Linked DNA regions of Homo sapiens: all the other regions are linked to region 1. A link is a loop called in an ENCODE intact Hi-C map of the cell type or tissue named here. Cell type or tissue: GM12878. All regions are shown on one strand. Links, peaks and the distances in the headings refer to the core of each region. The heading gives the core; the rest is flanking DNA.

The links. Peaks named below come from ENCODE experiments on the same cell type or tissue, not always from the same donor. Only the 100,000 strongest peaks of a DNase experiment are listed, where the experiment ranks them.
Region 2: a loop joins it to region 1, with 6 times the contacts of the local background. A loop is called at or near these places in 2 of 110 quality-filtered maps.
Region 3: it touches region 1 in a loop (4-fold over the local background); 2 of 110 quality-filtered maps call a loop at or near these places.
Region 4: it touches region 1 in a loop (3-fold over the local background); 4 of 110 quality-filtered maps call a loop at or near these places.

The regions. Positions count from the first base shown.
Region 1 is chr15:54,516,791-54,524,420 of GRCh38, reverse strand. All of the region lies in intron 24 of UNC13C (unc-13 homolog C), which reads right to left. Among named protein-coding and RNA genes, the nearest start is that of UNC13C, 540 kb to the right of the region's middle. In GM12878, for the core only: no CTCF peak of the experiment used is centred there; DNase peaks (open chromatin) are centred at 4,690, 5,849 and 6,028; H3K27ac peaks cover 1,185 bases.
Region 2 is chr15:54,579,288-54,586,917 of GRCh38, reverse strand. All of the region lies in intron 30 of UNC13C (unc-13 homolog C), which reads right to left. Among named protein-coding and RNA genes, the nearest start is that of UNC13C, 600 kb to the right of the region's middle. RefSeq lists a silencer at 3,845-3,924. In GM12878, for the core only: no CTCF peak of the experiment used is centred there; DNase peaks (open chromatin) are centred at 3,877, 4,157 and 4,469.
Region 3 is chr15:53,959,877-53,967,506 of GRCh38, reverse strand. It overlaps a transcript of UNC13C not described here. Among named protein-coding and RNA genes, the nearest start is that of UNC13C, 15 kb to the left of the region's middle. In GM12878, for the core only: a CTCF peak has its summit at 4,382 (motif pointing left); a DNase peak (open chromatin) is centred at 4,356.
Region 4 is chr15:54,451,247-54,458,876 of GRCh38, reverse strand. The region is part of intron 19 of UNC13C (unc-13 homolog C); the gene reads right to left. Among named protein-coding and RNA genes, the nearest start is that of UNC13C, 480 kb to the right of the region's middle. In GM12878, for the core only: no CTCF peak of the experiment used is centred there; no DNase peak of the experiment used is centred there.

The DNA.
Region 1 (7,630 bases), core at 1,575-6,574:
ACTCAAGTCCGCCTAACTTTCAGGATTGGTTAGCTTCTGCCCTCTATCAGAGGCAATGTGATTTTTCTGGATTCCTTGTATCTTTTTTCTTCTGTCTCAGTAATCAGTTATGGTGACAGCTCTTGTCCAGACACACAGGCTACCATAACAGATAGAGACTTCTATAAGAGTGAGAAAATTAACATATCATAACAGATAGAGACTTCTATAAGAGTGAGAAAATTAACATATCTGTGAGCTTCATACTTTCTAGAGTTCTATTCAGCTAAAACCAGTTGCAGGGAAGTAATTCAGAAAGACAATTAGATAGTACATACTTATTTTAAAAAGACTTAAAATATGGATAATGAATTTAATCACAATTTGCCTAACAAACTATAACTCCCTAACCCCTAACCAAGAAAACATATGTGGATTTTCCACTCCAATCCTAAGGAATCATGCAGGCTGAATTTTTTTAAATGATATTTTCTTGTTATTGTGCTAATAACAATTTTACCTTGATTTCATTTGATAAAAATGTTGGGGAAGAGGGAATGAGAGATAAGTTCTGCCATGTGGCTTTCTTCAGGCTCTCCACTTCCTGCTCACATGGGTGGTAGTTCCCCACCCATACCTCTACCACCTCCAAGGGAATCGCTCTGAAAGCAGTATTTCCTTCAGGAAATGGGGGTTGCTTCTTATTTAAAATGTGTTTTGGTTTCCATATTAGTTTAATATACACACTGAGGTAATTTGTTCACATTGAGGTAGGATTATCACCAGATAAGGCCTTCAAGGTCATACAGAAATGGCTACATAGGTCACTTGCACAAAATTATGCTATTTTCTTATAGAATTATTTTAGTCCACCTTAGGTATTTGGTGAATAGATATTTCTCATCAAATAATTATTAGTTGACAACCTAAAACTGCCAGACTACAGCGATTTGAACATTGGATGACAGTTTTAATTTCTGGATACATAGGTATGTTTCTAAGCAGGTGCAGACGGAATGTCTCTGTTATGTAACCAGTCCCTCCCACAAAAGGAAAAGTTTTAGTTTCAGTTAAGTATTTAACGTTTACATGATCTGAATCATACCATTAAAACAGGCAAAGCAATTCTGAGGCCAGTGTACATGGCTCTTCAAATTGCAGATCTTTTTCAATAATGAGCATAATGGACATAATTATCATACTCATCTAATAATAAAACAATCTCTTTAGGTAGCAAAACTACCAGTTTTTGAGTTCTTCTGCATTACTCTATGTGTCCAAATTGAGGACATTTTTCTTACTCCTACAAATTTTGTAAAATTTTAAGAAATAATAGATTGGGAGCTGAGAGCTCATTGCCTGAATTATCAATAGCATATTTTTAAAATTATTGGGTACCTTGTAAAGGTAAAAGGCAATCTAATATTTTTTCAAAGGTTTAAAGCTTATCCTAGTTATATAAGTAGTATAACATCAAAATTATCTTGAATCTTTTTGTATTGTTATTTAGAGTTATTGTTAAAAGCAAAAATTAAGAGGGAAAGAACAGAAAAATTTCGAATATTCATAAGTCACAGTGTATTCTAAAGTAGAAACTCAATTAGCATGTGTATGAACAACTTAATTGGTTGGCTGGCTAAAAAAATAAAGTTTCTATGTAATGAGGAATATACACAATGAAAATTTAAGGATTTTGAGTCAAATTCTGAATTTAAAATAAAGTTTTCAAGACAGATTTAATTCCCCACTCTACGAAGGGCTTGGGAATTTCAAAATCTAGGCTGCCAAAGTATGGTTCAGATGATCAGAATAAACTATAATCCCACATAGGTATTAACTGAGTTTTACACCATTGAGGTATTTTATACCATTGAGCTGTGGTAATAGATATAACTTGTCTGGGAGAGCCAGCTAGTAGGCAAGACTTTTTGTTGTTGTTGTTGTTGTTGTTTTGTTTTGTTTTTGAGACAGAATCTCGCTCTGTTGCCCAGGCTGGAGTGCAGTGGCCCGATCTTGGCTCACTGCAACCTCCACCTCCTGGGTTCAAGCAATTCTCCTGCCTCACCCTCCAGAGTAGCTGGGATTACAGGCACCTGCCACCATGTCCAGCTTTTTTTTTTTTTTTGTATTTTTAGTAGAGATGGGGTTTCACCATGTTGACCAGGCTGGTCTTGAACTCCTGACCTCAGGTGATCCACCTGCCTTGGCCTCCCAAAGTGCTGGGATTACAGGCGTGAGCCACCGCGCCTGGCCAGAAAGACATCTTTTAAGTTATTTTCCTTCATCTTAAGTTATTTTCCTTAAGGCTTACTTTTCCTTTTTCTTTAAAAGATAATTCACTTATCTCCTTTTGCAAATTTTCGCTCAAGTGTAGCTAGCCCTAGGCAGTTAGTAGATCTAGCCTCTACACTGACTATGCTCTTTACTATAACTGTGTATGCAGTGTTCTCTCTAAATGCTCTCTTATAAATCTACCTCTTCCATAGAACTTGTTCATACTTTTCTATCCTGGGTATCTGTTCCAGTGTCCTGCATGCATGGGCATTCACCACATGTTGAGGAAGGAAGTGAGGATAGACAGAAGCATAAAAATTCCCTCACAGAAGCAGTCCTATATCATCTTCATCTCCTTGGACTGATACCTTGCATTAACTATGAATAGGATATTTTGCCCTTGAAATCTTTCATTCCTTAGAAACCATATATTCCAGAGTTATCAAGTTAATCCTGATTTCAAATATCTATCTCATTGCCAGACCATGTCAGGTGTTTCCCTGCTATTTGTTTGGTTCAGAAGAATGGTTACCATACCCACACTGCATGTTTGTTTGTTTTCCAGAAAAGATTATTTCCCTAGAGGTCTAAAGAAAATACATGTTATATATTCTCTTACAGCAGCAATTGTTAAACTGACCCTCAAGCTCTTGCTAGAGTTACAAGCAATGAGTTGCAAAGTCATTTAAAAGTCATTTAAACTCTTCAGATAGCTCAATATAAACTCTTGAAAAATAGACTTTGCATGGAAGAAATTAAAGATCTTTAGTGTGAATTTTATTTCTTCTTCACAGTCTTTATTACTATCTCATTTCCTTCATTTCCTACGAGCTACAAAGCTATCTTTCCTGTGTTCAGCTCATCAGTGTTATCGGTTATTTTCTGTAAAGAAGTGCAAATCAGGAAGGAAGGTAACTTCCTGGCCATCTCACCAGGGGCCAAAATTTAATCATTATTCTGGTAGGTTTCATACTCTCCAATATTTTTGCATTAAAACATTAATAAATAAAAATTTCACCTCTAGTTCCATGAAAAAGCCTTATTTCCAAGAAAAATGCTGTTTAACTTGCACTCTTGGTTCCTTCTTTCGGATTTTGTTCCATCAATTATCTCTTTCCCTTTTCATTCCCTCTACCATTAATTTTATTACCCCATCCTATAAATATGCTCAAGTAACATTTATGTTAAAATAAACAACAGACAATGAAAGAGAAGCCAAACTTATTTGGAACTACATTCTCATTGACATCTAGCCAATATCCTTCCTTCTTTTGATCTTCAGACTGCTTACAACAGTGTCAGACTTGTTGACTCCACATCCTTTTCTCCTAAACATTCATTAGTTCTCTGCAATGTGGCTTGCTTCTGTTACAGATATGCCACTGACGTGTTTCCATATGGTCACCAATGATTTCTTAATTTCAAGGACCTTATTTATCTTAGCCTTCATTCATACTGTTGTTTGCTCTGTTTCCCAAGGTCCTTCCCTGCTTCTCTAACTGCCTGTGATTTGTCTGTCTTCTGTTAACTTTCCTCCTCTGTATATCCCTGAAATATTAGTGTCCTTCAATTCTCCTTTTTCAGTCTTCTTTTCTTTTTACTCTGTACTCCCCTTGAGCAATTAAATTCATGCCCATGGCTTCAATTATCACCCATATGCTAAGGGCCCCAAATCTATTATCAACATTCTTAACAGCATGCCTGAGAATCATGTCTATATTTCCAAGTACCTAGTAAACTTCCACTTTGATGGCTCATACATGCTTCAGCTGTAGCATATCAAAGCACAACTTATTACTATTCTTAATTTATTTATCTTCTTATTTCCTCTGATTTGGTTAATGGCCTACAATTGTTTAAGGCAGAAATGTGAAAGTCATCTTTGACTTCTGTTTTCTTCCCTCCATATTTACTTCCATACCAAATATGATTGGTGATATCTCTGAAATGTTTTATCCACCTGCCTTTTCCTCTTCACTTCCAGATTCTGAATTTTTCTCCTCTAGCCTACTGTAATCATCTACACATTGTGTTCCTATTTCCTGTTTCCCCCCTTCATCCTCCTAACTGGTGTAATAAACCCAAATATGATCATGACACTGGCGTATCATCCTTCAAGCTGGCTTTCCACCAGGGAATTGCTTCAAGCAACTTCTCACAATCTTATCTGGGCTCTTGCTTTTTTTATGTTTTCTTTTTAAAACATCATTTTCCTTCAAATCTTCCACTTGACCGGAATCTTTTCATCTTATAGGGTCTACTTCAACTTAAAATATATGACTGAGAATTCAGCAAAAATTCCCTAGTGAATCTAGAAGTAGGGTACTTTCCTGGAAATGCCCTAAATCACTTCATAAGCCTGTGGTGTCAGCATGAATACTGTGGTTTGTTGTCAGAAGTAAAAGAATACACGGTCCTCTCTACCGGAAACAAATGTGCCCAGCTCTAACCATACTACCCTGTTTTTTGTTTCGTTTTAAAATGCCTCTTAAGGAGAAACTCCAAGAACTTACACGACAATTTTCAGACAGACTATGGCATTTTCTTTATCCTATTCAGATTTGCATGAATGTTATGCTAGAGGTATCAGTTGTATAAATTCATGTTTCTAACTTCTGGGTTTCAAAAAGTTGAACATCAATAGCTGTCTCCCATCCTAATTAAAGAGAGTATGCAGTAAATCCAACTGTCACTGTGCTTCAAATCAACAAAATGCCTTTGAGATATGTTAAATGAGGTTCTTCAGTCTAGACAACTGAAGGAAAAAAAAAGATTGCCTTACCTTTTATAATTCACTCAATATAGTTTTGAGTTAGTGAATATAAGGAATTTTGGCTTTTTCTGTTTCTATGAACTGTTTTTCTTTAAATTACACCTTCAGGCTTTATATGAGTGATGTGACATTCTTTTCTCTTATACATTTTTTCCCTTCTCACCTGCAACACATACACTATTCCTCTACTTCATGGATTGCTAACATGCGGATTGTCCTTATAATGACAGAAATTTAGAAAAAAAAAGAATTTCTGAAATCACATAGTTCAACTTCCTCGTTGTTTCCAAATGGGTAAAACCAAAGCACAGATAATGTGTTATGCTTTTGGAGCCACATGGGGACTGAAGAGCTGCATTCTTAGAAGCTATTTCCTCTGAAGAAATTCTCTTCTGAGAATGTTCATTAAAAAAACAGGAATCCCCGTTTTATAACAATGGGAAAGGAATTTAGGGCTTACATGTTGCATCTATTGGCTAATTGTGAAAATGGACTGGGTAGGGATAAGTTAGGAATAGAATCAACGAGACACTTTATGTTCAGAATTTTGTTCTGCCCTTTTCCCCTGACCTACTCTGTCTGACCCATTTGGCTGTTTCTTCACATTCCTGCATGTGTTATAAACCACTGCTCAGCGATGTGAATATAGTCCACCCAGTCAACTGAATTCAGGACCTGTTGACCATCAAGTGCTGGGGACAGAGTGTTCTCTGTGAGCCATTATCTCAGGGTGTCTGAGGACTATTCTGCTTAGTAGGGCAAACAAGAGAACTGACTGGGTTAAAGAAGTTAAATTTTACCAGTAATGGCATTGGTTTATGGTTTGTTAAAGCAGGCATGAGCAACTGAAGGTGATCACAACAAGATAATGAAATAGATTTATTATAGAAGATGGCAGTTAAAGTGAAGCCGTCTCCCTCTCCTTCCTTGCTGGGGCATGTGTCCTTTCTCCTTAAGTTTTCTTAAGGTTCAGAGAGAGGTGAGTTTAAAAAGAGACTTGGCAGTATATGAGTAACCCTGTGAGCTCTCTTAAATGCTCTGGGAAATGAGGTTAACAAGCGTCACCTGCCTGGGTCTGTATTTCATTTTGACATGGCTCGCCAACCAAAAAACCTTTCAACCTCCTCAGCAGCACCTTTTCTTAATTTCACAAGCTTAGCAGTTAGCTAAACTTTATGTGGTAGTAGTGCTAAATTATTAAACATATTTATTAAATCACTTTAATATAATTTGCTTTATTGGCCCTTATTATTCTCTTAATTTTCCATTAAGTTCAATTTATTAAATCTAATTGCAGAGATGATTAGGAGGAGAAAGAAACCAGGCAGTCTGTGCATGTTGCCACAATAAAAGGCCAGCACTTCAAATATTCAATTCTCCTTATTATCTGGGGCTATGAAGCTATAACTGGTTGCTTTTACTGACGTCAGCCAAATTACATTTCCCTTTTTACCTCTATTTATACAACAAGAGGTGAGGTTTGAGTTTATTTCTGAATTGTTGCAGGATAAGTTATAACAATTAAAACTTTCATCTGAAGGATATCTTCACATTTAGGAGTGTCCTTGTTGTTTTTCTCTCACAAACCTTATCTCTTTAATTGCTCTGATTCCCCTAAAAACTTCTAAGTTCTTTGAGGGTGGGGTCTGCATCTTAGTAATTAATGTATCTCCAGTTCCTAGTAAAATTTACAGCTCATAACAAGTGCTCAGCAAATAAATATTTGTTGAATGAATTAGCGAAGGAGTAAATTCTGTCATCATATTCAGTGTGCTCAGACCTTTTTTTCATACAGCAGTCAGCCCCAAGAGGAAGAGGTGCTTACAGTGGTGGAGAAAGACGTGGAACAGCTGGCTTCTGAATATCCTTCAGTAAGTGCTAAAAGGCATCTCTAGTCTAATTATGTTTTACCAAGTTCCTTACACCTTGTAAGCTCCTTGAGACCCCAGGCATTAAAAAATGTTTTTATTTTGTACCCCAATTTCTGCCCACCTGCAGATAAACTACATGTAAGTAGGCAACAATGGATATTCTAACTAAATACGAAGAACTTTTCAAATTGGTTTAGAAAACAGTTTTAGAACTGAAAGATATAATGTGACAATTTGAAATTGTCTATTTTACTATCTAATATATACTTTATAATTTATTCTATATTTTGTAATTCCTGAAAATATGAGAACAGTAGATTAATTCTTATTAATTTATTAACTAGTAACTTATATTTCTATATTAAGAAGAAAAGGTGAGACAGATTAGAAACCTGAATGTAAAATTTGGCCTCTGTTAACTATAACACCATTTTTTATAAGATTACATATAAAATTCAAGCATAAAGGCCAGAATCTTAAAAAACTGCAAGAATTTTGTATATGATTGCAAATCGACTACCTTTATTTTGGGACTATCCTATTCTTTAATACAAATACTTGCCTGCACTCTTGCATGCTGTTCCAATTTCCATACAAACACCTTGAATCTCAGGTGTTCTTAAGATTCAAAACACAGAAAGTAGGCTGGTCAGGACTGGTGTACAAATAAGAAAAACGGGTATTCTGTGTTATTTTCTAATTATCTGATACTTTTTTTTTTTTTGAGACAGCA
Region 2 (7,630 bases), core at 1,347-6,346, 63 kb before region 1:
GATTATCTGGATGATCCTGCTTCCATAAATTTACTTTTCTAGCTCTTTCCTTTCCAAATTATCAGGAATGCAACGATTTACTCCCTGGCTAACCAGGAGCTGGCTGGTTTCTTCTTATCCTTAAGCCAAGGGCCTTCACTCATCACTGTTTATTTCCTTGATTATTACTTGCAACTTGCATTACTTGCATCTGCATGATGACAAGGACTTAGCCTGGCTTGTTATTCCTGTAAGGGCAAATGCCAACTAAAAATAAGAAGCTCAACTCTTTGTTATGGACTGAATTTTGTCTCCCCCTAAATTTGTTTGTAAAAGCCCCACCCTCCAATGTGACTTTATTGGAAGAAAGGGCCTTTAAAAAGTTAATTAAGGTTAGATGAGGTGACAAGGATGGGGCTCCAATATGATAGAACTGGTGTCCTTTTAAGAGGAGGAAGAGATACCAGAGATCTCTTTCCCTGTGCACGGGGAAAAGGCCATGAGAACAGAATGAAAAGGTAACTGTCTGCAAGATAGGAAGAGCAATCTCACCAAAAACCAAGCCCACTGGCACCTTCATCTTGGGCTTTCAGCCTTGAAAACTGTGAGGGAATAAATATCTCTTGTTTAAGTTACCCAATCTGTAGTATTTTGTTAAGAAGCCTATAAGGAATATATGACTAATATGTTCTCCATGTTAAAAGTAAGGAAAGAAACATCCTTTTCTTAGGGTATTTACTTTAGAAAGCTTGTACCTCTTTGTCATTTTGAAACATATACAAAAATTTTTAAAAGCTAACTTAGTCTTTTGCTAGTTTTAAGACCCAAGGATACTGTTCTCAAAGACCAGGGAATCATCACTTTGAAAATTATCAAGGAAGATAACAGCTCTATTTATCAGGTTCTGTAGGAGGCTAGGAGGGTAATTTCAGCAGGTATCTTACTCCAAGTTGCAAGACAACCCCCTTTTATAAAGATATGAGAAATTTATTTTTGCTTTGGATAAAGCCAATTGTCTAACACAGACGGTTACCCCAATTACTAAGGGAATTTAGGATGAAAGTTGTTTGACAAATGGTGCTGTAAAGTCCCCTTGAGGACAAGTTATTGTTTACCTTGAGAATTTGTATATAAAAGGTTATATCTGCTTGTTATATTAAGAGGTGAGATTTTTTTCTGTCTTTGCAATTTCTTAGCTGATTTCCTGAGACGTGCATCTCACTCTGGTTTAATGCTTACTCAATAAAACTGTGTTCTTTCTCTTCTACCTTTGTGGAGAAGTTTTCCGGGTTAGGAGGAGATTATGTTTTCATTTATATTTCTCTAACACTTCCCAGTCCCAGTGAGAATACAGGCAATATATAAGCATCTGTTAAATTAATACCTACATGTCCCCATCTGTATTAGTCCATTTTGGATTGCTATAAACGAATACCTGAGGCTGGGTAATTTATAAAGAAAAGAGGGTTATTTGACTCATAGTTGTGCAGACTGCCCAAGAAGCACAGCACCAGCATCTGCTTCTTTTGAGGCCTAAGGTAGATTACAATCATGGCAGAAAGCAAAGGGGGAGCTGGCACCTAACATGGTGAGAGAGGAAGCAAGAGAGACACGGGGGCAGTACCACACTCTTTAACAACCAGATCTCAGTGAATGAATACATCAAGAACTCAGCCATTACCATGAGGAGGGTACCAAGCCATTCATGAAGGATCTGCCCCGTGACCCAAACACCTGCCAGCAGGCCCTACCTCCAACACTGAGGATCACATTTCAACATGAGATTTGGAGGGGCCAAACGTTCAAACTATATCACCATCTCTGTTACTACTGCATCCACACAAATAATGAGAGGTTCTATTAGACTTCATTACCTCTTAATTCTGCTGCCCATATCGGATAACCAATGGTAGTCTGGTGATGGGGAATCAAAAGTATAGGCCAAAATTGGTTTTACTCAAATGGCCATAGCATCACTTTAAATGTTTGGAAAAATTAGGTTTCTTTGGTTAGTGGGCTGATTAGTGGAAAATGCCCTGTGCTTACAGTTGGAAGAATTTGGATTTGAATCCAGTTCCACCACTTACTCTCTATATAAGTCTCACCCGTCACCTAATTTCACCCTGAAGCCCGGTCTCATCTGAAAATGTTTCATTTTCCTTATAGGGTCACTGAGAGGACCAGATGAAATATTACAGGTGTGCTCTGCACAGTGAACATTTGTACCATAATGTTTTCTTAGTGAATACGAAGAATGCCTGTCATGTAAATGGACTGTAACACTTACCAGCTAGTTTCCAAATTGGCTTACTCCTAAAGGAAAGAAAAACTGACTTCTTCCATTTCCAGTTCATCTGTCTATTCTTTTACTCTTTTGAATTTCTTCATAAGGACTTTCACTGCCTTTCAACATCATTTTCTTTAACAATGTAGGACATGGCACTCACAGTTTTGCACGTTTAATTTGTTCTGCACTGGAGGTTATGGTCACAAAGGGGGATGCTCTATCAAGTTACCTTGCCTTTTCGGCTAAAGAATTCGAGGTATTTATAAACTGAGGGAATAAAATGACTTCAGTTGGAAAATGAAATGAAACGAGGCATAACTGCATACTACAAGATAGCAATGCAATTTAGAGCTAGAATAGGTCTAGTGTGTTCTAAATCATAAACACATTTTACAGTATAAATATATATTGTCAGTAAACAACCAAACTTTCTGTTGCGATTTATATATTTAGGTTCCTAATTTGGTCTTCAGGTCTCTCTTTGGAGGGGGCCAGAAACCAGCCAATCTCCAGGAGAGCCCTGGCCAAGGGGAAAGGTAGGTTCTAGGGTGTCAGTCAGGTGAGGCACAAGGAGGAGGTGAAACCAAAACGCAGGAACAGAAGAAATCTCTTACTTACACATCCCAGAGAGGTCCAGAGAGCGGCAGGAGCCCGAGGGGAAGTCTGGAGGCCACGGGGAGCCAGAGAGCACAGTTAGGGCCTGGAGCTTTGTCCTGGGGCTTTCCCGTGGGGGTGTGGCTTAGGCTGATTTAAGAGAACAAGTAGGAAGCAGGACTTATTCACAGGACTCTGGTGTTGGCCGTTAGGTTTGATCATGGTCAGCAGCTGTGTGATGTGTGGGTTCTGGGTCAGTGCGATGAAGAGCAAATGGGCCGCATTACAAACAACCACTCAGGGAGGGGAAGTGTTACCCAGACCAGAGGTGATACAGTGAGACTGGGCTTCAGACAACTTAGGTCAGGCCTGAAAATGGATGCTGAGGCAGCAACTATTAACCACATTTATGGCAGTTTCCAACAAAACCTGGCTTTTAAATCATTTCTATTATACGTGAAGAAAAACTGAACTGAAAATAATTGGAAATAACCCCTTTGGTTTGCCCTAATAAGCAGGAATCAAATTTCTAGGTTCTTCTATTATATGTAAAATGGCAATGTCATTTAAATGAAAGCTAAGATATGAGAAAAAATCGAGGGACATATGTAGCCCTTTACCTCAGGTGTGAAACTGTTTTTGTTTCATAAAGGCCTTTTTAAGCTTTAGTTTCAGGTTTATCTTGTTATTTTAGTGCAGTCTACATGAAAATATTCTTTTGAGGCTGTAAAACACATGCTCTCATTTGGAAAAAAAATAGTTTTCATTGACTCTATATGTTCCTATTCTGATTTTTGAGTGTTTCTTTTATCTAGAGGTTTATATTGCTAAAGAAACTGCCTATGGTTATAGTTTGCAGTCAACAAGTTACCCTGAATTAGCTACAGGTGGCTCTCATGATAGGAATGGTGTGGCGTGAGGCTTAACAACGGTTCTCAAATTGTGGTTCCTAAACCAGCACCATCAGTTGTGCCTGAGAGCTTATTATAAATGCAAATTCTCAGACCCCACCCAGACCCACTGAATAAGAAACTCTGAGTGTAACCGAGCAATCTGTGGTCAAACAAGCCCGACAGGTGATGCTGAACTGCATTAGAGAACTGTCAGTTTACCGTTACAGAAACCCCCTTAGAGTTTCAGTAGCACATTACTTAAGTAATATAAATGGCCAACATTTATATTACTTATAAATGGTAGCACATTACTTAAGTAATATAAATGGTCAACATTTTAAAATTGTTTCAGCTGGTACTGAAAACCATTATCCTGTTTAACAAGGAGTCAGGCTAACAGTAGTGGTGGTCGTCATAATTCACAGTTTTGGCTAGTTGGCCCAGTTCATAGGCACACTGATTTACCCAGGGGACTCACAGTGACTTGCAAACACGTCCCTTCTGCAGAGCTCAGACTGAGAGGCCTTTTGAGGAGCTAACCAGCAAAAATGTTTAAATATCATTGATATTTACTCTGCCCTCATCTTCACCCTCATTCTGGGCCTTTGCTTTCCTTGAAATAGTGGCTTTCTCTGTGACTTCGTTTATCCTCTCTCACTGTGCGCCCTTCCTCAGAACTTGCAAAGGCTGCACAGGATTCAAGAATCACCTCCTGAATTTAGCTGCAGAACTGACTACTCTCTTAACTATATCTCATATCTTAGTAGACATAGTCACTTAGATGTCCTCCTGTTAATATCAGCACAAATAAATAAAACTGAATTTGTGCCTCAAATCAGCTCCCTGTCTAAGCTTCCACACTTTCGTCAGTGGTAGGTTGCACAGATCTACAAGTTACCTAATTCCCCTTTCTCCTTTGCTTGCTTGACCCTGGCATGACCTGTAGATTTTAATAATATTTATCATCTTCATCCCTTTTCTCCATTCCTGCTATTACTATACTTAGAATGTGAACACCTGAACTATGAAACTGTTTTCCAAAAGGCCTTCTTCTTTCCCGTCCTCATTCCCTCCCTCTCTCCTTCCTTCCCTTTCTCTTAATTCCTTCCTTCTTTCCTTCTCTCCTCCTTTCCTTCCTCCCCTTTCTCCCACAAACAGATGGCAAAATAAATGGTTTACACTAACCTGTATGACCTCCTCTCCTTCTAGGTCTCCCACTGACTAAGACCAGCCTCCACATTCTTGAGCCTCAAAATTCTCCAAGTTCTGATGACAATCTACTTCTTTCATCTCCCCTCCATTCACTTGCCCTATTGACTCTTTAGTGGTTCTCAAACTCAGCAGCACCAAAAAGGCTGATTAAAAGAGATATTTGAGCCCGACTCCTAGAGTTTCTGACTCAGTAGTTTCAGGGTAAAGCCCAAAATTTAGCACTTCTGAAAAGTTTCCATGTGCTATAGATAGAATGTTGGTATCTCCCCCAAATTCGTTTGTTGAAGTCCTAATCCCCAGTGTGGCTGTATTTAGAGATGAAGCCTCTAAGGAAATAACTAAGGTTAAATGAGGTAATAGGGTGGGGCCCTGGCCTGATGGGATTAGTGTCCTTATAAAATGAGACACCAGAGAACTTAGGATCTCTCTCTCAGCCATGTGAAGACACAGCAAGTAGAAGGCTGTCTGCAAGCCAGGAGGAGAGCCCTCATCAGAAATGGAATTGGTGGCACATTGATCTTGGACTTCCCAGCCTTCAGAACTGGAAAATAAGTTTTTGTGTTTAAGCCACTCAGTCTTTGTATTTTGTTATGACAGCCTGAGCAGGTAATCCTGAGGCTGCTGTTCTGGGACTATACTTTGAGAGCACCTTTCTACTCCACTCTGATTGGTCTTCTTGTCGCTTTGATCTCTGTGTCTTTCTGACATGCCTACTTTTCTCCTTTCTTTACTTGAGACCCACATCTTCTTGAAAACCCACTTTGAACCATACATCTTCCCCGAAGGCTCCCAACTCTCCCATCACAGTCATCTCTCCCCTTCTGAAAGCCTCTACTCTTTATCTTTAGATTCATCTGGCATCTAGCATAAACTACCCTGGATGATTCTTTTTTCTCTTCATACAGTTGTTTTATCTTCATCATGAGCTTCTTGGAGCAAAGAATCTATCCCTGGTGTCACATACCTAGCACAGTGCTTTGTGCACAGTACAGGTTCAATAAATATATGATTATTTGACAACCATGGAGTGTATGGAGAAGGGGTTCCTAGAAACTGCAGGTGTGAATCATTCAGGTGTCACAGATCTCTCAGTCACTCCAAGAGCCTCTTAGGAATGTGGAGGTACAGCTCACAGAGGAACACGTGATTACTGGCTTACTTGCTTAGGGAGCTGCATCCTGAGGGGTCTCTCTTAATGTTTTGTAAACGAAAGAGTCACCTCTGAGACAGAGCACATCTAATGATGATGAGGATGCCATAAGAATGATGAACATTTATGGGGATTTCTATGTGCAAAGTGTTTCATGGGTATTATCACTTGTAGTTCTCCCAGCAACTCCACACGGTATGAATTATTATGCTTTCCATTTTTACAGATGACAAAATTGAGGCTTAGAGAGGATAAGTGACTTATCCCAGGTCTTGCAGCCAGGCAGAACCAGAGCACATGCTTGGGCCATGCCTGTATAGCTCTCCATTCACCTGTTTTCGCATTTCTTGCCTTTCTTCCATAAATAAGCAGAGAGTTTTACACCAGAGGTTTGTACAAGGTTGGCTTCCAACCTTTAAAGATTTAGGTTTACTATTTTTATGCCATTTAACATACCTTATATTCCTTATTCTAAGATAGATTAAACACGTAATAACAAGGCTTAACTTCCAGTGCCAAAGGATAACTGTAGGAGAAAATGTCCCATCTTCGCTCAGAAATCAGCTGTGAAGGACACGTGCAGGTTGTGAGGCAGTAGTCTGCAGTTTCCAATTAACGCCACTGACCCCATTGGTCACCAAACCTGTTCTCAGTGAACAAAAACAGGCGTGGTGGCTCAGTGGGTCCAGAGAAATTGTATTGCATTTTGCTTTCTTGACTCAGTGATTTGAAGAGTAATTTTCTGACATGTCAGTATTTCCACAAGATTCCCAGACAACTTATTCTAACCTCTGTTTTACTTTCTAACCAGACCTAAAACAAAACAAACAGCAGTAACAAAAATATTAAAAAGTATCATAGCTACCCCTAACAAAAAGGTATTACACAATTTTCAAAATACCTGCTTTATCATTAACTCGGCACTTAATTTTAATCGGTGCATTATACAATAACATGTGGGTCCCACTCCAGGCGATTGTGCTACTCACAAAGCAATTATAAGATTCTTTAAATCCTAAAGTTTTTCTTGTTTTTTTCTTTTTTGAGACAGAGTCTTGCTCTGTCGCCCAGGCTGGAGTGCAGTGGCGTGATCTCGGCTCACTGCAACCTCTGCCTTCCAGGTTCAAGCCATTCTTCTGCCTTAGCATCCCAAGTAGCTGGGACTGCAGGTGCGTGCCACCATGCCTGGCTAATTTTTTTTGTATTTTTAGTAGAGACGAGGTTTCACTGTGTTAGCTGGAAGGTCTCGATCTCCTGACCTCGTGATCTGCCTGCCTCGGCCTCCTACAGTGCTGGGATTACAGGCATGAGCCACCATGCCCGGCCAAGAGAAAGTTTAACTGGGCTGTTTATTCCAGCTCAGATTTAAATCCAAGGCCTTAAAAGACTTCAAAATCTACCACTTTGAATAAACTGCACCTTGGCAATCAATTAAACTATTGTACTTTGCATAAGAAAGTATATTTTTTATATTTTTAAATAAAATTATAATTCAAAAATAAATATCTAGACATG
Region 3 (7,630 bases), core at 1,633-6,632, 560 kb after region 1:
GCTTTTGTATGAGAGGAAATAGAAGAAAGCAATAAGGAATGTAAAGGACTTGAGAACAGGTAAAGCCCCAAATAAACAAAGGTACTCACTTGAAAGCACAGTGGGTCACTTGAGAACAGCAGGTACATACTTCAACTCATGACGATTCGAAAAAAAACAAAACAAAACAAAACAACAAAAAAAAAATTGTGCTCTTAAAAACTCATTTTATAAAAAAGTAAGTAGCAAAAACACATTCAAAATCCATACAAAGTTGCTACAGGAAAAAAAATGAGTATATGAAGCATAATGATATCCCCTCAGAAAATGAAAACATGACATAAAGACAGGCTCACAAAACATAAACCGTAACCTAATAGTTCATAGTTCATATAAGTTCAAAATGTTTATTAAAATGATACAAGATAGGAAAAGGTAACAAATTCGTATTGGAAAAACTAGAGGTGAGGGTACACAGATCAGGAAAGAATTAGAAATAGAAGCAATATTATTTTAGAAGTGAAAGAATGCAGAGGATATAAACACAACTGGTATTACTACCTTGGGAAAATAAGTAAAATGAATTATGCTTTAAATAAAGGTATGTAAAAAGAATTCAAGATAAAATGACAACTATAGAAGCTAAGAAAAGAAAATCTAACATAGATATAATATGAACCCATGAACCCCTTCCCCAAAGAAGAAAATAAGATAGTAAAAACTTAAATTCAAAGGAAGCTTACTAAAATGTAAAACAAAAAAATTGAGATATGTTGTTTTGAGAGGGCATACCGCATGCCTGAGAAAAATCAATCTATAAAGAGCAATGCCAGGATATACTCTAGTAAATTATTTGGATATCCAGACAAAAAAAAAGATTAAGTCATTCATAAGGAAAAAATAAACTGTCTTCAGAATTTTGGCAAATTTTATGCCAACAGGCAATGAAGTTAAAAAAAATAAAGTAAGTAAAGAAAATATGAACCATAAATGTGATATTCAACACATTCATCCAACACAAACAAACTCACCTTCAAGGATAAAGAGTATAATCTGCTATAAACATTTAAAAACTCAAGGAATATTATTCTTGTGATATCTCCTTGAGGAATAGACTATAAAAAGGGCTTCAGGTAATCAAAACAAATGGAAAAATGTTGGCATAAAATAGTGCTAACACTCAGCATTGATAGTTGTTTACATCACAAAAAGAGAGACAGCTGGATATCAGGTGCCTTGTTATAGAAAAAGATACAACCATCAATAAAACAGTCTTGCCCAAGAAAACTGAACCTGAATTTAATCAAGCCAGTAGGTTCAACTACTGACTTATAGAAAATATAAATAGAAGAATATGTCAACTATGCCACATGAATATGATCAGCAAAATCTAGAATATGAGACTTTTATGAATGACCCACTTAATTTCTTTAACAAATACATTTCAGAAGAATAAAAAAAGGAGAATGAGAGACACGGGGAAACCTATAGATAAAAGTGCACTGAATCTGTGGCATTATTCACAATAGCAAAGACTTGGAACCAACCCAAATGTCCAACAATGATAGACTGGATTAAGAAAATGTGGCACATATACACCATGGAATACTATGCAGCCATAAAAAGTGATGAGTTCATGTCCTTTGTAGGGACATGGATGAAATTGGAAATCATCATTCTCAGTAAACTATCACAAGAACAGAAAACCAAACACCGCATATTCTCACTCATAGGTGGGAATTGAACAATGAGAACACATGGACACAGGAAGGAGAACATCACACTCTGGGGACTGTTGTGGGGTAGGGGGAGTGGGGAGGGATAGCATTGGGAGATATACCTAATGCTAGATGACGAGTTAGTGGGTGCAGCACACCAACATGGCACATGTATACATATGTAACTAACATGCACATTGTGCACATGTACCCTAAAACTTAAAGTATAATAATAATAATAAATAAATAAATAAATAAATAAATAAATAAGGGAAAAAAAAGAAAGTGCACTGAAAGGACATAAATAAATTCAACATTTAAATATTATTTGGATTCTGATTAAAAGGAGAGAGCTCTTTGTGAGATAATTGTAAATTTAAACATCCAAATTGATATTCAGTATTAGAGAATCATTGTGAATATATGAAGTAATTGTACTGAAGGCTGTGTTTAAAAAGAGTTCAAATGTTTAAGGGTAAAATGATATGATGTATGAGATTTGAAATTAATACGAGCTGAGGAGGGGAAGAGAGGGTTATAAATGATTGAAGGGTCATGGGTTGATAATCACTGAAACCAGTTGATAGGCACGTAAGTGTTCATTATAATAATTTGCCTACTTTTTACATTAAAAATTTTACATAATAAAACATAGTTCACATCGTCTTATGCCTAATACATTGTGAAGGAACCAGTTATTTTGTGCTGTGTTGCCTGTGTGAGTGTAATGCACCAAATGTTTCTAAACTATTATAAATAAAAACTTGTTTTGGACTTATTAGTATAATCAGAGAAGAAAACTTATAGAATCATTAACATTGTTTTTCTGAACAATTGTATTTTCTTACCTAAAAGATGTGTATCTTGGGGCAGGCTATGTCTTGTTAGTATACATGTAATGTACATGTATGACTGTGGCTAACGTGGCTTCGAGATGTGCTACCTCTTCCCTCCAGCGACACTAGCTGCTGTCAGATCCTCCAAAGTGCCAAAAGATTCTAAATTGTCTTGTGTGTTTTCAAATCTTCATCTGGCTTTAGATGACATGCTATTTTTAAAACATTACTTGGAGTGTTTTTTAAATGTGGCATTTCATATATCATCTTTAATAGTCTTTGTTTCATGGATAGATTTCTGGCTCGGGTAGGTACTAAGGCCTGTTTTATTTAGATGTGTATTTAAATACCACAGAAGAATACCTGAACATCTCTTTAGAATTTATTAGGTTGGTGCAAAAGTAATTGCAGTTTTTGCCATTACAACCTAATATTTCACCTTATAGAGGTATATTACATGTCCTTAGAGTATAGAAAAATATTGGCTACCCAGTAATTATTTGAAGAAAGACCATTTTATCTACTTTTGGTTGACACCCATAGGGATAGCTCTGTGCAAGTAGCTGTAAAAATATAGTGTTTGTACTAAGTGTAATTCTTAGATTTAAGAGCCTACTTCCATACAGTATTCAGGATTTAGGGAGACAGATCAATCATACCAACTCTTTTCAGCAAGTAGATGAACATCTCTGCAAAATTGTTAATTCTCTTTCAAACCCACTTAGTCAAGCTGTTTGATTTAGTAGCCCCTGCATACACCATTTAGAATGAAAAGGTAGATATAGTTCTTCCCATGAGATTTGTCAGTACTCCTACTCTGTAAAGATGTTGGTCCTTACTGATTTTATTTCCTAAAATTGTAACCCATTTTTGCTTCTAGAATCACATCTTTCATGTTTCAAGCTGGAAAAAAAAAATGGGTAAAGACCATTTCTTTCCAGACAGATGGGCCTGTTTGTGATTTGCCAAATTCCAAAATATGTGTTCTTCCCCAAATCCTGCCAGAAAGAACTTGGGTGCTAAAATAGATGTAGAAAATCCCTCTATCCTGACACAATTGCTTGACTAAATTATGTTTCTGGATATAAAACCATCCAGCCTGTTTTATTTCCATTTCCATGTGCAGCACTCAATTCCCCTGATAATTTCTTAGTCATTTTAAGTTTGTGAACCATGAATGTCAGCCATTGGTTCCTCACTCTTGTAGGTTTCACCTCTTCTTAATGAAATATGCATGTCTTCCTTGAGCATCTCATCCTTCAGTTCTGCAGACTCATCTTTAACAAGCCTTCCCAAATCCACTCTTAGCAGGGCTCCTCTTATACACATTATTATTATTTTTCAGTGTCTACTGTTTCCCAGGATTTGTACTGAGAATTAACGATAGATAATACTTATCAGAATTTCACCCTGTGGCTGATACTGAGCTAAATCCTTTACACGTGTATTGTCCCATATGGGTATCTCAACAACACAATGAGGCAGGTACCCTTTTCATCTCTATTTTACTAATGAGGAAACTGAAGCTCAGAGAAGTCAAGAAATTTGCTTCAGGTCACACAACTTCCAAGGGTTCAAACCCAGGCAGGCTTGATTTATTTCAAAGCTTAATGAATTTCATTGTGACAGTCTGTCTTCCCTAAACCTGAAAATGTTTTTATAACAAAAGTCTCAGTATAAGTTTGGTAGGCTGTGAAGACAGAAGTTGAGGGTCTTCATGTAACAGAAACCTTTTAAAATAAGGCCCCCAAAATAATTGTGTGAGTGTAAGTGGGGGAGAGTTTGCCTCTATAAACCATAATGTAAACCTCAGCCTTTCTTATGGCTAATGCTCGCCCTCTGCTGGCGTGTCTAATTTGTGCCCAGCTGAAGGGTCATTAAAACATACCCTACCTTCTGTAGTTTAAATTTAGGACAGCAGAATCAGCTTCCTGACCTCTGTAAGGTAATGTGAAAAAATCATGCAGTCGAGAAAGCTACATAAATATTCTCTATTATGATTTCTTTGCAGGTGGGCATAACTTGGCACCTTTGATTTCTAAGCAGTCTGAATTTTATCATGTACAAAGGATGACAGATGAACTCTTATTAGTTATTCCCTTCAGGTGGTTCTGATGAGGGCAGTGAAGGGAAGGCTCACAGTGTAACCAAGGAGAGAATTAATTAGAGCAGAGGCTTACCTCTGTGATTCTATTTATGTCTGAAGAAAAAGAAAGTCACTAAAAACCATGGCATTTGCTCCAGTCTATTCCTCTCTTCTCTTTAATAATGCAGTATTCATTTTTGCAGCCAGTTATCTGATGAGCATGGCAATGCTTAAATGGAACAGTCAGCATCTTATAAGTTTGTCTCTTTCTTGAGACAGGTGGACTGTCACTGTTTGGTACAGCATCTATTAGGGCTAAGGGAATCATATTTTTTCTATTGATATGATTATGCAATCAGCCATGTGTGCTGCAAGAACAGGGGTGGAACTGGAATATAATAAGTACACACACATACTCACACATGAAAATAAAATAATTTCAAATAATATACTTGAAAGAAATCATAACCGTATAATGAGAGTGAATATCAAAATATTTACTCAAATATCACCAGTATTTGAAAATAATAATATCTAAACATGGTTAGCAAATTAGTGTATTTAAGTCTGTGCTGACTCTTCTATTTCACATATAATGATTTATATATTTGTCTGATATTTTCATTAAAGTTATTAGCATGAAAAATGATATTCTGTAAGCCAGCAAAATGCTTAGCAGTGTCAGATATTAAATAGGCAGTAGAGTTTAAACAAAATACAAGCAGGAATCAGGAATCTGAGATTATATTATAGCTATCATCAATGTCATGGATTAAAAATAATGCAAACAATTTGATAGTACACAAGCCTCAAATTTCATGCTATTTGATGGAGATAGAGAGGAGCTATCTCTTAAAGAAAACATAACGCATTAACTCAGTAACTCCTAAAATTTGATAATAAAATCAGAAGTGAAGAAATGAAGAAAGACATTAAAGATAAGAAAGAAGAATAAGTGAAGAGTAGAGAAGGAGTTTGTAATTTCTCTGCCTTCTTTTTCCCCCAAATTTTTGACACTAAGAAGTAGGTTTGTAGATTTCTCATGCTGATGTGCCATTTACAATGCAGGTTATTCTGCTACTGTACATATTTGTATTTGGTGAATTATCTCATATGTGTGTGGTAAATAGGAAACCAGTTACAAGGCTTTTCAGGAATGTCTGTGTTGTTACAGCAGTAATATTATTCAATGGCTAAAAACTACTTTTTTCCTGGCATGGACATATATTAACCAATTTAACATGCTCTCAGCAACCTCATTTTTTCTGTTTTACTGTTAGGGAGATGAAGGCTTAGAGAGGTCACACAGTAAGAAAATCAAGATTCAAACAGTTTCTAAACTGTTAACCACTCTATGCTGCCCTTGCTGATTCTAGCCCGCTCTTAACCACTGTGCACCATGCATCCAAGGCCCCACTGACAAAAGAATCATAATGACAGTGTGTACATTCATCCCTCCTCATGAAGACAAATTAAGGGCAGTGTCTTTCAGACAAAAGATCTAGAACACCAGCTTCTGTAGCCCTCTTTGCAAACAAAGTAACTTCCTGAGAGGTGAAGCAATTCAGAGAGGAGGGCTGCCCCAGCAGAGTCCCCCAGCAAAGGAATAAGAGCACCAAGGCTCAGGGGCTTCATGGTCCGGTGCTGTGCCAGTGGGCAAGCCTTGGGAGAAACAGATATCCCCCTGCTGGGCCATGCTGTATTGGCTGGAGTGCCCCCAGAGAGCTCCGGAAATTGTTCACTGACTACTGGCTGCAGCAAAACCTCAGGGATGAAGGAAAGCATAAGGATGGAAAACCTAGGAACCATCAAAAAATAGGCAGTTGCTCAAAAGTTGAATTTTGCCCCTCTATCCATTTTAGGTGCAGGAATACACACATACACACAAACATATACAAACACACATACACAGAGCAAACAATTTTGAGACTTTTTAAAAAGAAGTTTATAACTCATCCATTACCTAAGAATAATTTATAATACTTCATTATATTTTGTGTCTGTGATATATAAAATCAGGAAAGCTATGTGGTGGGGGACAGTAACTTAATATGTGCATAGTTGGGATGAGGGTAACAAGTTGGCTGCAGAGAAGATGGGAGTATCTATCACATGTAACTTGATTAGATGCTAGGATTTATTGACATGGATATGAAAGGACTGACTATAAAAACTGATAAAACTGACCAAATGATGCTCCACCCTCCAAAAGCACTCTACTTTGGGATCTAGGTTGTCAGAGTGGTTAGTTACTATTTAATGAGTCCTCTGGGTCATTTCCAGATCACATTCTTACTTTGTGTTGTGTGTTCATAGAAATTCCAAATAATAAGTTTTATTTTTGTCATAATTCATATGTACATTCCAGACTATAGTCCTTGAACTTATTTCAAAAGCTTTTCATTAAATGATACACTAGTGGTCTGAAAAGGGTAATAAAACTTTGAACAAGACAAAGAATACAAAAGAGTCTCTCAAAGCATAGGGACATTCTGGTTCCTTTCTTACGATCCTATAAAACCCAAGCTACCATTTAGGAAAAAAAAAAAAAACATGATATAGATTATATACATAAGTCTTCAGACTTGGTTAGTCTGCTCTAGGGTCATACTCAGTCTCACAACTCCCTATGGTAGGCATTACCTCAACACACAGGTAAAGAAACTAAGACTTAGGTTACATATTGCCTGTGGTGACAATAGCAGAATGGGGATCCAAACCCAGATCTCATTCCAGTCAGATTCAAAAAACCTTTGTAATTGCATGAAATGGAGGAAAATAGACAACTACTTGGAGGTAGCATATCTCCTTAGTGTCTCAGAGAGGGTAAGAGAGAGGGTGATCTCACTGTTATTTTTAACTGTAAACTGTAAAAACTTTTAATGGGAAAAGTAATGCTTATCCCAGGAGTTCTAAATGCTGCCTTCTACCTAGTTCACCCCATTTATTAAAATACCACAATAATTCTTTTTCTAAAATGCGATTTGTAAAAATCTGCTTCTTCAATTTAT
Region 4 (7,630 bases), core at 1,324-6,323, 65 kb after region 1:
TCCACTAAAAAGATACAGAATGGCAGAATGGATAAAAACCCACCAATCAAGTATCTGCTGTCTTTAAGAGACTCACCTAACAGAGAAGGATACACATAAACTTAAGGTAAAGGGATGGAAAAGATATTCCATGGAAATGGAATCCAAAAGTGAGCAGGAGTAGCTATTCCCTTAAAAAAAAAAAAAAAAAAAAAAAGACCTTAAAGGAACAATAGTTTAAAAAAGACAGAGGGACATTCTATAATGATAAAAGGGTTAGTCTAATAGGAAATATCACAATTCTAAATATATACACATCTAACACTGGAGATCCCAAATTTATAAGACAATTATTACTATATCTAAGAAATGAGATAGATGGCAACAAAATAAAAGTAGGAGATTTCAATGTCAACTCCACTGATAGCACTAGGCAGGTCATTAAGACCAAAAGTCAACAAAGAAACAATGGACTTAAATTATACCCTAGAACAAATGGATTTAACAGATATTTGCAGAACGTTCTAACCAACAACTGCAGAATATACATTCTTTTCATCAGCACATGGGAAATTCCCCAAGACGGACCATATGATAGGCCACAAAACAAGTCTCAATAAATTTAAGAAAACTAAAAGTATATATAGTACTTTCTCAGGTCACAGTGAAATAAAATTGGAAATTAACTCCAAAGGGAACTATTAAACTATACAAATACATAAAAATTAAATAATCTGCCCCGAATGATATTTGGATCAACAATGAAATCAAGATGGAAAATTAAAAATTCCTTGAACTGAATGATAATTATGACACAACCAATAAAAATCTGTGGGATACAGCAAAAGTGGTGCTTAAAGGAACGTTAATAGCTTAAATGCCTACATCTAAATATCTGAAACAGCACAAGTAGACAATATAAGCTCACACCTCAAGGAACTGGAGAAACAAGAACGAACTAAACCCAAATCCAGTAGCAGAAAAAAAAAAGGAAAAAAAAAAAAACGAAAAGCAGAGCAGAACTACATGAAATTGAAACAAAAAAATAGAAAAGATAAATGAAACAGAAACCTGGTTGTTTAAAAAGATAAACAAAATCAAAAGATCATTAGTGAGATTAACCAAGAAAAAGAAGAGAGAAGATCCAAATAAGCTCAATTAGAAACAAAATGGGAGATATTTCTACTGATACCACAGAAATACAAAAGATCATTCAAGGCAATTTGAACACCTATATGCACACAAACTGGAAAACGTAGAGGATATGGATAAAATCCTGGAAAGATGCAAGCCTCCTAAATTAAACCAGGAAAAAATAGAAACTCGGAACAGAGCAAGAACAAGTAGCAAGACTAAAATAGTCTTTAAAAAAATTGCCAAAAAAAAGTCCACGGCCAGATGGATTCACAGCTGAATTCTATAAGACATTCAAAGAAGAATGGGTACCAATCCCACTCAAACTATTCCAAAAGATAGAGAAAGAAGAAGTCCTCCCTAACTCATTCTATGAAGGCAGTATCACTGTAATACCCAAACCAGGGAAGGACAGAATAAAAAAAGAAAACTACAGAACATATCCGTGATTAACATAAATGCAAAAAACCTTAACAAAATACTAGCTATCTGAATCCAAAAGCATGTCAAAAAGATAACATGCCATAATTAAGAGGGTTTCATACCAAGGATGGAGGGTTGGTTTAACATATGCAAGTCAGTAAATGTGATACACCACATAAACAGAATTAAAAACAATAATCATATGATCATCTCAACAGACACAGAAATAGAATTTGATAAAATCCAGCATCCCTTCCTGATTAAAATCCTCAGTAAAATCAGCATAGAAGGGACATATTTTAAGGTAATAAAAACCATCTATGACAAACCACAGCCAACATTATACTGAACATGGAAAAGTTGAAAGCATTCCATCTGAGAACTGGAACTAGACAAGGATGCCCACTTTCACCAGTTCTATTCAACATAGTACTGGAAGTCCTAGTCAGAGCAGACAGACAAGAGAAAGTAATGAAGGGCATCCGAATCAGTAAAGAGGAAGTCAAACTGTCATTGTTTACTGATGATATGATCATATACCTAGAAAACCCTAAAAACTCATTCAAAAAGCTCCTAGATCTGATAAACGAATTGAGTAAAGCTTCAGGATACAAAATCAATGTACACAAATTAGGAGCATTGCTATACACCAGTAGTGACCAAGATGAGAATCAAATCAAGAACTCAAACCCTTTTGCAACAACTATAAATAAATAAATAAATAAATAAATAAATAAATAAATAAATAAAATACATAGGAGTAAACCTAACAAAAGAGGTGAAAGATCTCTATAAGGAAAACTACAAAACACTGCTGAAAGAAACAGATGATACAAACAAATTGAAACATATCCCATGCTCATGGATGGGTAGGACCAATATTATGAAAATGATCACACTGCCAAAAGCAATCTATATATTCAATGCAATTCCCATAATACCATCATCATTCTTCACAGAATTAGAAAAGAACAATCCTAAAGTTCATATGGAACCAAAAAGGAGCCTACGTAGCCAAAACAAGACTAAACAAAAAAGAACAAATCTGGAAGCACCACATTACCCAACTTCAAACTATACTACAAGTCTATAATTATCAAAACAGCATGATATTGGTATGAAAAACAGGCATGTAGGCCAATGGAACAGAATAGAGAACCCAGAAGTGAGGCCAAATCCTCACAGCCAACTGATGCTCGGCAAAGTGGGGAAAGGAAACCCTATTCAACATATGGTGCTGGGATAATTGGCAAGCCACAAGTAGAAGAATAAAACTGGATCTTCATCTCTCATCTTATGCAAAATCAACTCAAGATTTATCAAAGACTTAGGCCTATGACCTGAAACCATAAAAATTCTAGAAGATAACATCAGAAAAAGTCTTTGAGACAATGACGAACAAAGAGTTCATGACCAAGAACCCAAAAGTAAATGCAACAAAAACAAAGATATATAGATGGGATTTAATTAAATTAAAAAGCTTCTGCACAACAAAAGGAATAATCAGCAGAGTAAACAGACATCCCACAGAATGGGAGAAAATCTTTGCAAACTATGCATTTGACAAATAACTAATATCCAGAATCTATAAGGAACTCAAATAAATCAGCAAAATAATAATCATAATAATAATCATAACCCCATCAAAAATCAGGCTAAGTTCATGAATAGACAATTCTCAAAATAAGATATAAAATGGCCAACAAACATGAAAAAATGCTCAAATTACTAGTGATCAGGGAAATGCAAATCAAAACCACAGTGCAGTACCACCTTACTCCTGCAAGAATGGCCATAATTAAAAAAAAAAAAAAAAAGCAGATGTTGGTGTGGATGTGCTGAAAAGGAACACTTTTACACTGCTAGAGGGAATGTAAACTAGTAAAACCACTGTGGAAACACAGTATGGAGATTCCTTAAAGAACTAAAGGTAGAACTACCATTTGATCCAGCAATCCGTCTACTGGGTATCTACCCAGAGAAAAATTAAGCCATTATTTGAAAAAGACACTGCACATGCATACTTATAGCAGCACAATTTGCGATTGCAAAAATACAAAACCAGCCTAAATGCCCATCTACCAATGAGTGGATTAAAAAACATATATATATATATATATATATATATATATATAGAGAGAGAGAGAGAGAGAGAGAGAGAGAGAGAGAGAGAGAGGAATATGACTCAGCCATAGAAAGGAATGAAATAATGGCATTCACAGCAACCTAGATGGAGTTGGAGACCATTATTCTAAGTGAAGTAACTCAGGAATGGAAAACCAAAGATCCTATGTTCTCACTTATAAGTGGGAGGTAAGCTATGGTAATGTAACATAATAATGATATAATGAACTCTGGAGACTTGGGGGCAAGGGTGGTAAGGGATAAAAGACTACAGTTTTGGTGTAGTGTATACTACTGACGTGATGGGTGCACTAAAATCTCAGAAATCACCACTAAAGAACTTATCCATGTAAACAAACACCACTTGTTCCCCTGAAACTACTGAATGAATGAATGAATGAATGAATGAATGAATAAATAAAATTTAAAAAAGAGATGGAGTACTGGGAGTTGCTACACTGTGGATGAAACTTGAAAACATTATGTTGGGTGAAAGAAGCCAGACACAAAAGGCCATGCACAAATTGTATGATTCCACCTACATGAGGTACTCAGAATAGGTAAATGTATAGAGAAAGAAAGTAGAATAGAAGATATCAGGGGCTTGGAGGAAGGGCATGGGGAGTTATTGTTGTTTTTTTTTTTTCCCCCACTATTGTTGCCTGGGCTGGAGTATAATGGTGTGATCTCAGCTCACTGCAACCTCCACCTCCCGGGTTCAAGTGATTCTCCAGCCTCAGCCTCCTGAGACCTTGGGATTACAGGTGCCCGCCAACACGCCCGGCTAACTTTTTGTATTTTTAGTAGAGACGGGGTTTCACCATGTTGGCTAGGCTGGTCTCGAACTCCTGACCTCAGGTCATCTGCCTGCTTTGGCCTCCCAAAGTGCTGGGATTACAGACGTGAGCCACTGCACCCCGCCAGGGAGTTATTGTTCACTGGGTACAGAGTTTCTCTTGGGGATGAAGATGAAAAAGTCCTGAAAATAGATGGTGATAATAGTACAACATTGTGAATGTAGCACCTCATGCCACTGATTTGCACACATATTAATGGTTAAAATGGTAAATTGTATTTTATATATATATATATCACAATAAAAATTATAAAAAAGAATAAAGTACCAATACATGTTACAATATGGGTAAACCTTGAAAACATTATGCTGAGTGAGAGAAGCCAGACACAAGGCAACATATTTTATGATTGCATTTATATGAAATGTCTGGAATATGCCAATCCACAGAGCTAGAAGGTAGATGGTTATCAGATGCTGAGGGAGGGGGAAACTGACAATATTTTGTAACTAGATGGGGTGCTCGTTGCACAACACTGTGAATAAACTAAATGCCACTGAATTGTACACTTTAAAATGGTAAATTTTATGTGTATTTCACCTACATTAAAAATAATATACTATATCAAAAAAAGTAATTCCTACATTCCATTTTGTCAAAAGTGTGCTTAACTGAGAATATCTATTTATAGCTGGTGGCAGTGAACACTGTTGAAAACATCAGAAAAAAATTTGTCAATATATTTCAAAAGGTATAGCATGTTAATCATCTTTGACTCAGTAAATTCATTCCTGATAATTTGCACAAAGATGTAAACAAAATGAGGAAAAGGCAAAATACAAGAACTTTTTACTGTAGCATTATTTACAGTACTTAAAAAATCTAACAACCTGATTATCCAAATATAGGGTGTAGTTAAAAAGCTGAAGGTTATGGATTTGGTGGAATATTATGTAACCATCTGAAGAGGGATTTCAAGATGGCTGACTAGAGGCATCTAACAAATAGTGAGTTGGTAGTCATGCTTTCAATAGATCCTCTAAGAGAGAACATCAGGATTCAACAGATAAGAGACAGGAGACATGTAAAAGAAGGAAGGACAGAGAAGCAAGGTAGCCTGCTCAGCTAGTATCATCTGGGAGCCCAGTGAGACTCAACAGTGCAGGAAAAGGGTAAGTGAGTGATCCCTAGCAGTCTACATTCCCACCATGGACCCCTCCAATCCTACCAAGGGAATGTTTCTTGACACTTGTGGGCACGGAGATAAACAGAGAAAGCTGCCTGGAGACTGTGCAATGGCATTGCTTTAGAGAGAGAGAATGAGCTCAGGTTTGGTCCCTCATACTGGAAACTCAAGCCCTAAGCAGCTACAAAATGGTGCCATTTTGAGAACCTAGCCACCACCAGAATGCATCCTGTCCTGGGCCCCAACAGCCTCTGCATTTCCACACCCTTAGAATCCCATTGTCATCCCCTGCTGAGAGCTGCTGCTGCTGGCTACTGCCACCTGGGCTAAATGTGAGCCACTGGCAGCAACTCTATTTTCCCAGAAAGAAGGGCTGCTGTGCGTTTTCATGCACATAGAAAAGTGGCTGCTCCATTGGCAGCTGCCACCTGGGGCCAAAGTGCACACTCCCCAGCCAGCTACCTATGGCTGCCGACACTGAAAGCAAACTGGCCCTTAGCAGTAGCAGGGCCACAGTGCAGATGCAGCCATCTCCACAAAAGCATGCTGCTGGGGTCTGAGGATCACTCCGTCTGACCACAGCCAACCTCTATGCACCATGGGGAAATCTGAGGACAGGTTTTCCCAACCTGGCTTTCTCCAACTTCCCCTAGTACCTGAGCATGCTGTCCAGGAATCTTGGGATTGTCCTGCCCTATCCACCAGCATTTGCACCTAAACATTCCTCTCAGCAGCTGAAGATGGGCCCATCCAGCCTGCTGTTGCCACCACTGTAGGTACCCACCCCTATACACCACCTGTGGGACAGAAGACCAGCTTGCCCAGCCTGTCTCAGCCATGTTCAACACCAGTGCAGATGGCTTGGGAACCAGAGCATTGAGCCACCACTATAACTGCCATAATCCACGCACTATCCAGGGCCACAAGGACCCACCCACCAACCTGACCCACTGCTGCCACTGCTGGCATCTGAGCAAACCAAGTGGAGACCCAAGAATTGGCCCTCCTGGACCTGCCAATATGGAGGCCAGTGTACATTGCTCTTGGGCTCAAGAACAGCTACATTTGCTCCATCACTGCTCACACTGGGGTCTGAGGACTCACCCAGGTGATGCCTCCATCCTAAGCAAAGCTTCGCCACAGTCTCCACTAAGAATCACACCCTAAGTCACTGAGGAAATCACAGATACCACTGATTTGGCTGTGTATGGTCAAATAAATGATACAAATAATACACTACTGCATGCACTGAGAATCAAAGCCAATGTTCCCTACCTAACCAAAATCACAGATACACATTCAGTATGAAGTCCTTCCCTATGAAAGCAAATCCAAAAAATTGGAAGAGGCAACTGTTATATCAGGTGCACAGATACCAAGATAAGGACACAAGAAACATGACAAAGGAAGGAAATATGACACTTCCAAAAAAACACAATAATTCTGCAGCTACATATTCCAATGAAAAAGAAATTTATCAAATACCAGAAAAATTAAAAGTAATGATATTAAATAAGGTCAGTAAGGAACAACACAATACAGATAACTAATACAAAGAAATCAGAAAAACAATTCAGGATATAAATGAGAAACATACAAAAGAGATAGCTATAATATAAAATAACCAAAATATCCTGGAACTGAAGAATACATTGAATGAAGTAAAAAATGCATTTATTCAACAAAAGACTAGATCCAGCAGAAGAAAGAATTTCAGAACTTAAAGACAGGTCTTTAAAATAATCCAGTCAGACAATTTTTTTAAAAAGAGTTGAAACAAAGCCTACATGACATATGGGACAGCATAAAAGGACTAAATATGTAAATTTTCAGAGGCCCAGAAGGAGAACAAAAAATAAAAAAAACCTATTTAACAAAATATTAGGTAAAGCTTACATCCCTTACATAGATGTTATATTCAAAAGGCTGAAAAAAGTATCCACCAAAAATACTACACCCCAAAAATTTACCCTTCATAAATAAAAGC